Linked DNA regions of Homo sapiens: region 1 is linked to region 2. A link is a loop called in an ENCODE intact Hi-C map of the cell type or tissue named here. Cell type or tissue: endothelial cell of umbilical vein. All regions are shown on one strand. Region 1 overlaps SSH2 (slingshot protein phosphatase 2). Region 2 overlaps SSH2 (slingshot protein phosphatase 2).

Region 1 (4,000 bases), 62 kb after region 2:
CCCATATGGACTCATGGGCAGGGGTAATTATTAAATTTTATTATACATAAATAAAATGTAACTTACTTTAAAGACAAAAGTGATAAGTACTCAAACCTCATCACTTCCTAATTATTTTATTACTTTTAGTGTGTGTGTGCGTGTGTGTGACAGTCTCGCTCTGTCGCCCAGGCTGGAGTGCGGTGGCACGATCTCGTCTCACTACAATCTCTGCCTCGCGGGTTCAAGCAATTCTCCTGCCTCAGCCTCCCGAGTAGCTGGGACTACAGGTGCATACCACCACACCCAGCTAATTTTTGTATTTTTAGTAGAGACGGGGTTTTGCCATCTTGGCCACGTTGGTCTTGAACTCCTGACCTCAGGTGATCTGCCCGCCTTGGCCTCTCAAAGTGCTGGGATTATAAGCATGAGCCACCATGCCTGGCCCTCATTTTTAATTTTATTTTTATTTTTGAAACAGGGTCTCGCTCTGTTGCCCAGCCTGGAGTGTAGTAGCACAGTCTCAGCTCAGTGCAACCTCAGCCTCGCAGGCTCAAGTGATTCTCCCTTCTCAGCCTCCTGAGTAGCTGGGACCACAAGCGTGTGCCACCAGCCCCCAGCTAATTTTTGTATTTTTTGTGGAGATGGGGTTTTACCATGTTTCCCAGGGTGGTCTCGAACTCCTGAGCTCAAGCAATCCACTCACCTAGTCCTTCCCAAAGTGCTGGGATTACAGGCATGAGCCATCGCACCTGGCCCCAAATTACCGGCATGAGCCATCGCGCCTGGCCCCAAATAGGATGATCCTTTAAGATCACTCTCAAATCTGCCAAATGTGTCTAAGTTCTGATATATCTGAGCAGAGCTGGTGGGAGCTACTATATAACTGAGAGACAAGAGACTACTGGACTTTCAAACATATGAAACCTTGTAGCTACACTTTGAGTCCCTACTTTTATGATTACCAAAAAATTGGTGACTAAAAATTGTTCTTCATGGTTCCTGAACATTTAGTGACCTTTTGTAATTAGCCCAAGGAGACCTCTCTGACAGGTAGATTTTGAAAGCTTCTAAAGTCTATTTTTCTCTCAAGTGTTAGAGTTTTAGTTCTTATCTGTACATTTAGTGGGAACAAAGTTAACAAGAATAATTAAAATCAATGGAGAATGCCAAAACCTCATTTTGTGTCCACTTCCCACACACTTTCACCAAAAATGCTTACAAGGAAGTAAATCAGTTGGTTTGAATTTCACTTCCTTTCTCTTCTTGAGGACGTTTATGAACTGTGAAATGATTAGAAGCTGGGAAACAGAAGAGAAGGAGAATAAATGCTCAGGAACTGACTAAACTGGATCCACCTCACTCTGAATATTCAAGAGTTTATTTCATGAGGCACTCAGACTATGCCTTTGAAGGCTTGTGCCCTGAAATAACTTGTTGACACTCTAGGATATATGTGTCTAGAGTGATTCATAGTGGTATATTAGCTATGAAATTACTCATGAAAAGCTGTGAGTTGGGAGGGGGACTTCTTTTCCATTACTTTAACTGACCAGTATGTGTTGGCATTTCTGGTTGTAGATCATACTGCAAAACTGTCATTGGCTTTTCCATTTGCAAGACACCTGGCTTTGTTGTCTCTTACATATACTTCCACAAGGATTCAGATATATCCTGCTCTTGTATTATTGGAAAGAATCTTTGTGTTATCTATAGAAAACTTGTGAGTCACTCGTTCTATGGGGCCCTCCCAACTGTTTCCCTGAGACTAATTTTTATGAAGGACAAATATCTGTAGTCAAAAGGAGCTCATGTGACTGAAGCTGCAAACTTGAAAGTCAAGTTTCCCATTGAGCTTGACTTTTAACACGTAAAAGAATATAGACATGATAAATATGAAATACAGTCAGATTCTGACTGATCAACCTGTTTTATTTCATGCATGCTTCCCTGTGTCTCTGGTGCCACCCACTCAAGAACTACTCCTCAAATGGTATATTTTAGGCCATGCAAGCAAATTTTAATAGTATTGTAAGCAGAAAAAACAATCTAATTTCCCCAAAATTACATTTCTCTAATCAACTACAAATGCATTTGAGCATTTGTGCCAGTAGATTAATACCATGATTTCATTATTGTCAGGTATAATCTTCTGTCTTGAGTTTTTTTCTTATTAAAAAAATAATTCTGGCCAGGTGTGGTGGCTCACACCTATAATCCCAGCACTTGGGGTGGCCAAAGCAGGAGAATCACCTGAGCCTGGGAGTTTGAGGCTGCGGTGAGCCATGATCATGCCACTGCACTCCACCCTGAGCAACAAAGAGAGAGCCTGTCTAAAAATAATGATAATCCATGTTCATTTTTAAAAATTTTAGAAGACAACAGATTATCATATTTATTTAATCATCAAGACTGATAATCACCATCATCTTTTATTATATAATATTGCCTTCCAATCTTTTTTTTTTTTTTTTGGAGACGGAGTCTCGCTCTGTCGCCCAGGCTGGAGTGCAATGGCATGATCTCAGCTCACTGCAACCTCCACCTCCCAGGTTCACACGATTCACCTGCCTCAGCCTCCCAAGTAGCTGGGATTAAAGGCACACACTACCACGCCTGGCTAATTTTTTGTGTTTTTAGTAGAGACGGGATTTCATTATGTCGGCCAGACTGGCCTTGAACTCCTGATCCTCCCGCCTCAGCCTCCCAAAGTGCCGGGATTACAGGCATGAGCCATCGCGCCCAGCCCCAATCTTTTTTACTTTTATTTATAGATGTACATATATATTTTTGTGTATACACACACAGATATGATACATTGTCTTTATTTTTTTAAAGAGTAGTTTTAGGTTCACAGCAAAATTGAGCAAAAGGTATAGAGATTTCCCATATACAACTTATCCCAACACATGCATAGTTTCCCCCATTGTCAACATCCTCCACCAGAGTGGAGTGTAACAAATGAGTGTAACATTTGTTACAGCACATTATTCTACATTGGCACATCATTGTAAACTAAAGTCCATAGTTTACAATAGGGTTCACTCTTGGTGTTGTACGTTATATGGATTTGGACAAATTTGTTGTCTGTATTCACTATTAGAGTATCACATAGAAGTTTTTACTTTTTAAATACACATCTGTGTACTTGTTTTGCACATCAGCATTGTGTATATATGTACATATTTTTGAACAAAGGAAAATCTCTTCAGCTTCAGGTATAATTCTGTATTCTAGAAAATGGACATTTTCTTTCTATTGTGAATATTTATTTGGGGGAAAAAAAACTTCAAAATTGAGGATCTCTGTAATTTAAATCCTACTTAACAAAGTAAATGCATGAACAGGTTGTCTAAACATCTTATTATACTTGTTCCTTGGTGGCTTCCTCCCTTTGTTTACACTGCCATATCCTATGTCCAACTCCCTATCTCTTCTCCATTGAGTCTTTGCCCTGCTGGCTTTCCTAGCAGTTGACACGGAAAAAGAGGCATTCTAGCTGCAAGTGGTGGTGTTGATTTTCTGCAGAGTCATCTCATCTTGCATAGCTGCCATGCCTGGAGCTCAACCAGATTGAGTAAAGAGAGGCAACAGGATTTCTCCTTCCCTTTGGAAGAATGCTCAGTTCTGCAGTGTACTGCACAGAGATCTGTTTATTAGGGAAAGTATCCAGCTGGTATGGAGTGGGAAAGTGTAGATTATAGCTTAAATAAAAGCTGCATTGAGAAGAGAGAATTGATTGGTGGGAAGCCAGGGTGTTTCTAGAAAAAGAGATTCTACACCCTTACAAGCATATCACTTCTCTGAGCTGGAAGCCTTTGCCCAACTAAGTTTCAGTATCATCAGCTCTCCTGGAGGCTGTCCGATTTGGCTGAGAAAAAGCTAGATGTTGATAGAGACCCTTTGCAGAAAAGCAGGCAAACAAGTATATTGGACACATAACCAATAATTTTGCTCATGAATTTGAAAAATAGAACTTTTACTGCTGATTATCTTTTTCAAGATTTGACATTACAAGATT
Region 2 (4,000 bases):
GAGACTCTCCTTTCCCCAATGGATGTTCTTGACACTTTTGTCAAAAATGAGTTCACTGTAGATGTATGGATTTATTCCTGGATTCTGTGTTATATCCCATTGGTCTATGTGTCTCTTTTTATGACATTACCATGCTGTTTTGGTTACTATAGCTCGGTAATATAATTTGAAGTCAGACAATGTGATTCCTCCGGTTTTGTTCCTTTTGCTTAGGATGATTTTGGCTATTCTGGGTATGTTGTGGTTCCATGTAAATTTTAGGATTATTTTTTCTATTTCTGTGAAGAATGTCATTGGTTTTTTGATAGGGATTGCATTGAATCTTTAGATTGTTTTGTGTAGTATAGACATTTTCACAATATTCTTTCAATCCATGAACATGGAATATGTTTTCCTTTTTTGGTGTCGTCTTCAATTTCTTTCACCTGTGTGTTATAGTTTTTATTATAGAGGTTGTTCACTTCTTTGGTTAATTCCGAGGTATTTAATTTTATGTGTGACTACTGTAAATGGTATTACTTCTTAAATTTCGTTTTCAGATTGTTTGCTGTTGGCATATAGAAATGCTACTGATTTTTGTATGCCGATTATGTATCCCACAATTTTACTGAATTTGTTTATCAGTTCTAATAGTTTTTTGGTGGAGTCTTTAGGTTTTTTTCAAATGTGAGATCATATCATCTGCATGGGCACAGTGGCTCATTCCTGTAATCCCAGCACTTTGGGAGGCTGGGGTGGGTGTATCATGAGGCCAGAAGTTTGAGACCACGCCCAGCTAATTTTTGTATTTTTAGTAGAGAAGGGGTTTCGCCATGTTGGCCAGGCTTGTCTCGAACTCCTGGCCTCTTGTGATCTGCCCACCTTGACCTCCCAAAGTGCTGGGATTACAGGTGTGAGCGATCGCGCCTGGCCTGCAAACAAGGATAATTTGACTTCTTCCTTTCCAATTGGGATGCTCTTTGTTTCTTTTCTTGTCTGATTGCCCTGTCTAGGACTTCTAGCACTATTTTGAATAACAGTGGTAAAAGTGGGCATCCTTGTCATGTTCCAGATCTTAGAGGAAGGGTTTTCTGTTTTTCCCCATTCAGTGACTTACTAGCTGTGGGTTCTAACATCTTTTTAAGTGTTACAATTGCATTTATAGAAGAGAGGTAAGAAGCAAAGTTAGTCACCTATTAAAATATGACAGCTTTTCTGTGGTTAAGATATATATTGGATCAAATCTTATTCTCTGGACTTACTCCACCAGTTATTTCCTAGGGATAGCCTGTGGTTCATCTTTAACGTAAATTATCTTTTCATTCTCCAGCAGCCATGTTTTACACAACTACTGATTTTAGAACTAGGGAAATTCAAGTTCCTGAAAACTGCCTTCTCATAGATATTTTTTAATAATGGATTACTTAATTTAGCTGAGAGTCAAAGAAATTTAATATTACCTGCTTGCCAGTTTTTCACTAACATCCTATTGTAATGTAATACAGATGAATTTGTAAAATTCACTTGTCTTCTTTTGATCGAAGCTGGCTTCAGATTTCCCATTCATCTTTTCCTTGTTACTGTGTTCAGGAAACTGAACTTTCTTTGTCTATTATTGGTTTAAAATGGTAGTTTCAGAACTTATCTGCATTATTGTTCATTTGACTAGAGCCCATTAGTATATTGTCATATCCGTTGAATGGGGGATAAGGAAGGAAGTCCTTTGTGTAAAAGCATTCTCTGCAGCTGTTCCTCCCTAATGCTGTAAGTTTGATGCCTGGCAGGAAATGATATAGACATGTGTGATAACAAAATGACATAAGGAAGAATTGCCTGTAAGCTTCCCTGGCTTGTCCAGGATGATTGGCTGGCAGCCGGTAGATAGATTAAGGGAGATTTGATATCCAAATCTGAGGATTCACAAGTGTAACTTAAGACAAAATTGAGATGGTGGAAAAAACCTATTTTGAGAAAAGTTTGGGCAAAGGCAGATGGTATGAAAGGCAATAGCCATGTAAATAGACCTTTTTTGACCCTGCTGGGTGACTCAAAGCCTTGCAATTTTTTAGAGACAAGGACCTGTCAGAAGAATCAAGAACTTCAAAGAAAAAACATTCTTTATGAATGCAAGGGATTTTCACATATCAAAACATTTCTCATTGTTCTTATAATTTGAATATCTTCATGGAGTAAATTTACCATTGTACTAAAAAATAAACTAGACAAATAGCCCCCATGGTATCTATATTCTCTTTATTCTCATTAGCTCAGATCAGACCACCCTTGTTACTTGCCTGGAATACCAAAGTGACATCTGTCTCCCTTTTTCTAAGTTTCACCCCTCTTCCAATCCATTCTCCATATTGTAGTTGGAGGAATCTTTCTAGAAATGCAAACTCTGGCTCTCTCTTAGCCTCAGAATAAAGCTAGATTCCTTAGCAAGCCATAGAAAACCCTTCCAAATCTGTACCTCTCCCCATCTGTACTGAAGCCCTCTCCACTGTTTCCCCATACAATAGGATTGAAGTTGTTCTGTCCCTCTGACCAGGCCTTTGCACATGCTGCTCCCCCTGCCTGAAACATCCTTTCTTTTCCCTCCTAACCTCCTTTCACCTGACTAATGCCTACCCAGGCTCCAGAATGGATTGAATAGATGTCCTTCCATGGAGGAAGAAGCGTTCTGCCTCCCCTCTCTTCTGGAGAGGGCGGTTAGTGTGTTTGTTTTATTTTTTATTTAAGTCTCTGCTCGAATATCATCTTGACCACCTCCTTACCTAAAACAGCAGTGCACCTTGTCATTTTTTAGCCTCTTACCCACTGCTTACTTCACAGCATTTATTATCACCTGACATTTTACTTATTTGTCTCTCTCTACCTCCACTGTCACAAATCTATTGATTCCCTGGCTTTTTTTAAATTTTCTTTTAAGTTCTGGGATACATTTGCAGAACATGCAGGTTTCTTACATAGGTATACATGTGCCATGGTGGTTTGCTGCACCTATCAACCCATCATCTAGGTTTTAAGCCCCACATGGATTAGATATTTGTCCTACTGCTCTCCCTCCTCTTGCCCCCAGCCCTCCGACAGGCCCCAGTGTGTGATGTTCCCTTCCCTGTGTCCATGTGTTCTCATTGTTCAACTCCCACTTATGAGTGAGAACATGCAGTGTTTGGTTTTCTGTTCCTGTGTTAGTTTGTTGAGAATGATGTTTTCCAGCTTCATCCATGTCCCTGCAAAGGACATAAACTCATTCTTTTTTATGGCTGCATAGTATTCCATGGTGTATATGTGCCACATTTTCTTTATCCAGTCTATCATTGATGGGCATTTGGGTTGGTTCCAAGTCTTTGCTATTGTAAATGTAGCTGCAGTAAACATACATGTGCATGTGGCATGTGTCTTTATAGTAGAATGATTTAGAATCTTTTGGGTATATACCCAGTAATGGGATTCCCTGGCTTTTTTTTTTTTTTTTTTTTTTGGAGACTGATTCTTGCTGTGTCGCCCAGGCTGGAGTGCAGTGGTGCAATCTTGGCTCACTGCAACCTCGGCGTCCTGGGTTCAAGCAATTCTCCTGCCTCAGCCTCCTGAGTAGCTGGGACTACAGGCACGCACCACCATGCCCGGCTAATTTTTTGTATTTTTAGTAGAGACGGGGTTTCACCATGTTAGCCAGAATGGTCTCGATCTCCTAACCTCGTGATCTGCCCGTCTTGGCCTCCCAGAGTGCTGGGATTACAGGCGTGAGCCACCGTGCCTGGCCGATTCCCTGGCTTTTATAAAAGTTCATTGCTGTATTCCAGTGCCTTGAATGGGACCTGCTACATAATAAGCTCTCAACAAATACCTGTTGAATGAAAATCTGTGATGTATTCTTGAAAAGTTTTCAAACCAAACTGAGTTTCAGAATCAACTAGAACACCTTCAGAAAAAATTAACGGCCAGGCACGGTGGTTCACACCTGTAATCCTAGCACTTTGGGAGGCCGAGGTGGGTGGATTGCCTGAACTCAAGAGTT

Evidence for each region. Peaks named below come from ENCODE experiments on the same cell type or tissue, not always from the same donor. Only the 100,000 strongest peaks of a DNase experiment are listed, where the experiment ranks them.
Region 1: it touches region 2 in a loop (6-fold over the local background); 4 of 110 quality-filtered maps call a loop at or near these places.

What each region holds. Positions count from the first base shown.
Region 1 is chr17:29,662,827-29,666,826 of GRCh38, reverse strand. All of the region lies in intron 11 of SSH2 (slingshot protein phosphatase 2), which reads left to right. Among named protein-coding and RNA genes, the nearest start is that of SSH2-AS1, 25 kb to the right of the region's middle. RefSeq lists a silencer at 3,302-3,596 and an enhancer at 3,302-3,596. In endothelial cell of umbilical vein, no CTCF peak of the experiment used is centred here; a DNase peak (open chromatin) is centred at 1,506; H3K27ac peaks cover 1,646 bases.
Region 2 is chr17:29,724,811-29,728,810 of GRCh38, reverse strand. The region is part of intron 3 of SSH2 (slingshot protein phosphatase 2); the gene reads left to right. Among named protein-coding and RNA genes, the nearest start is that of SSH2-AS1, 87 kb to the right of the region's middle. In endothelial cell of umbilical vein, no CTCF peak of the experiment used is centred here; a DNase peak (open chromatin) is centred at 1,740; H3K27ac peaks cover 2,571 bases.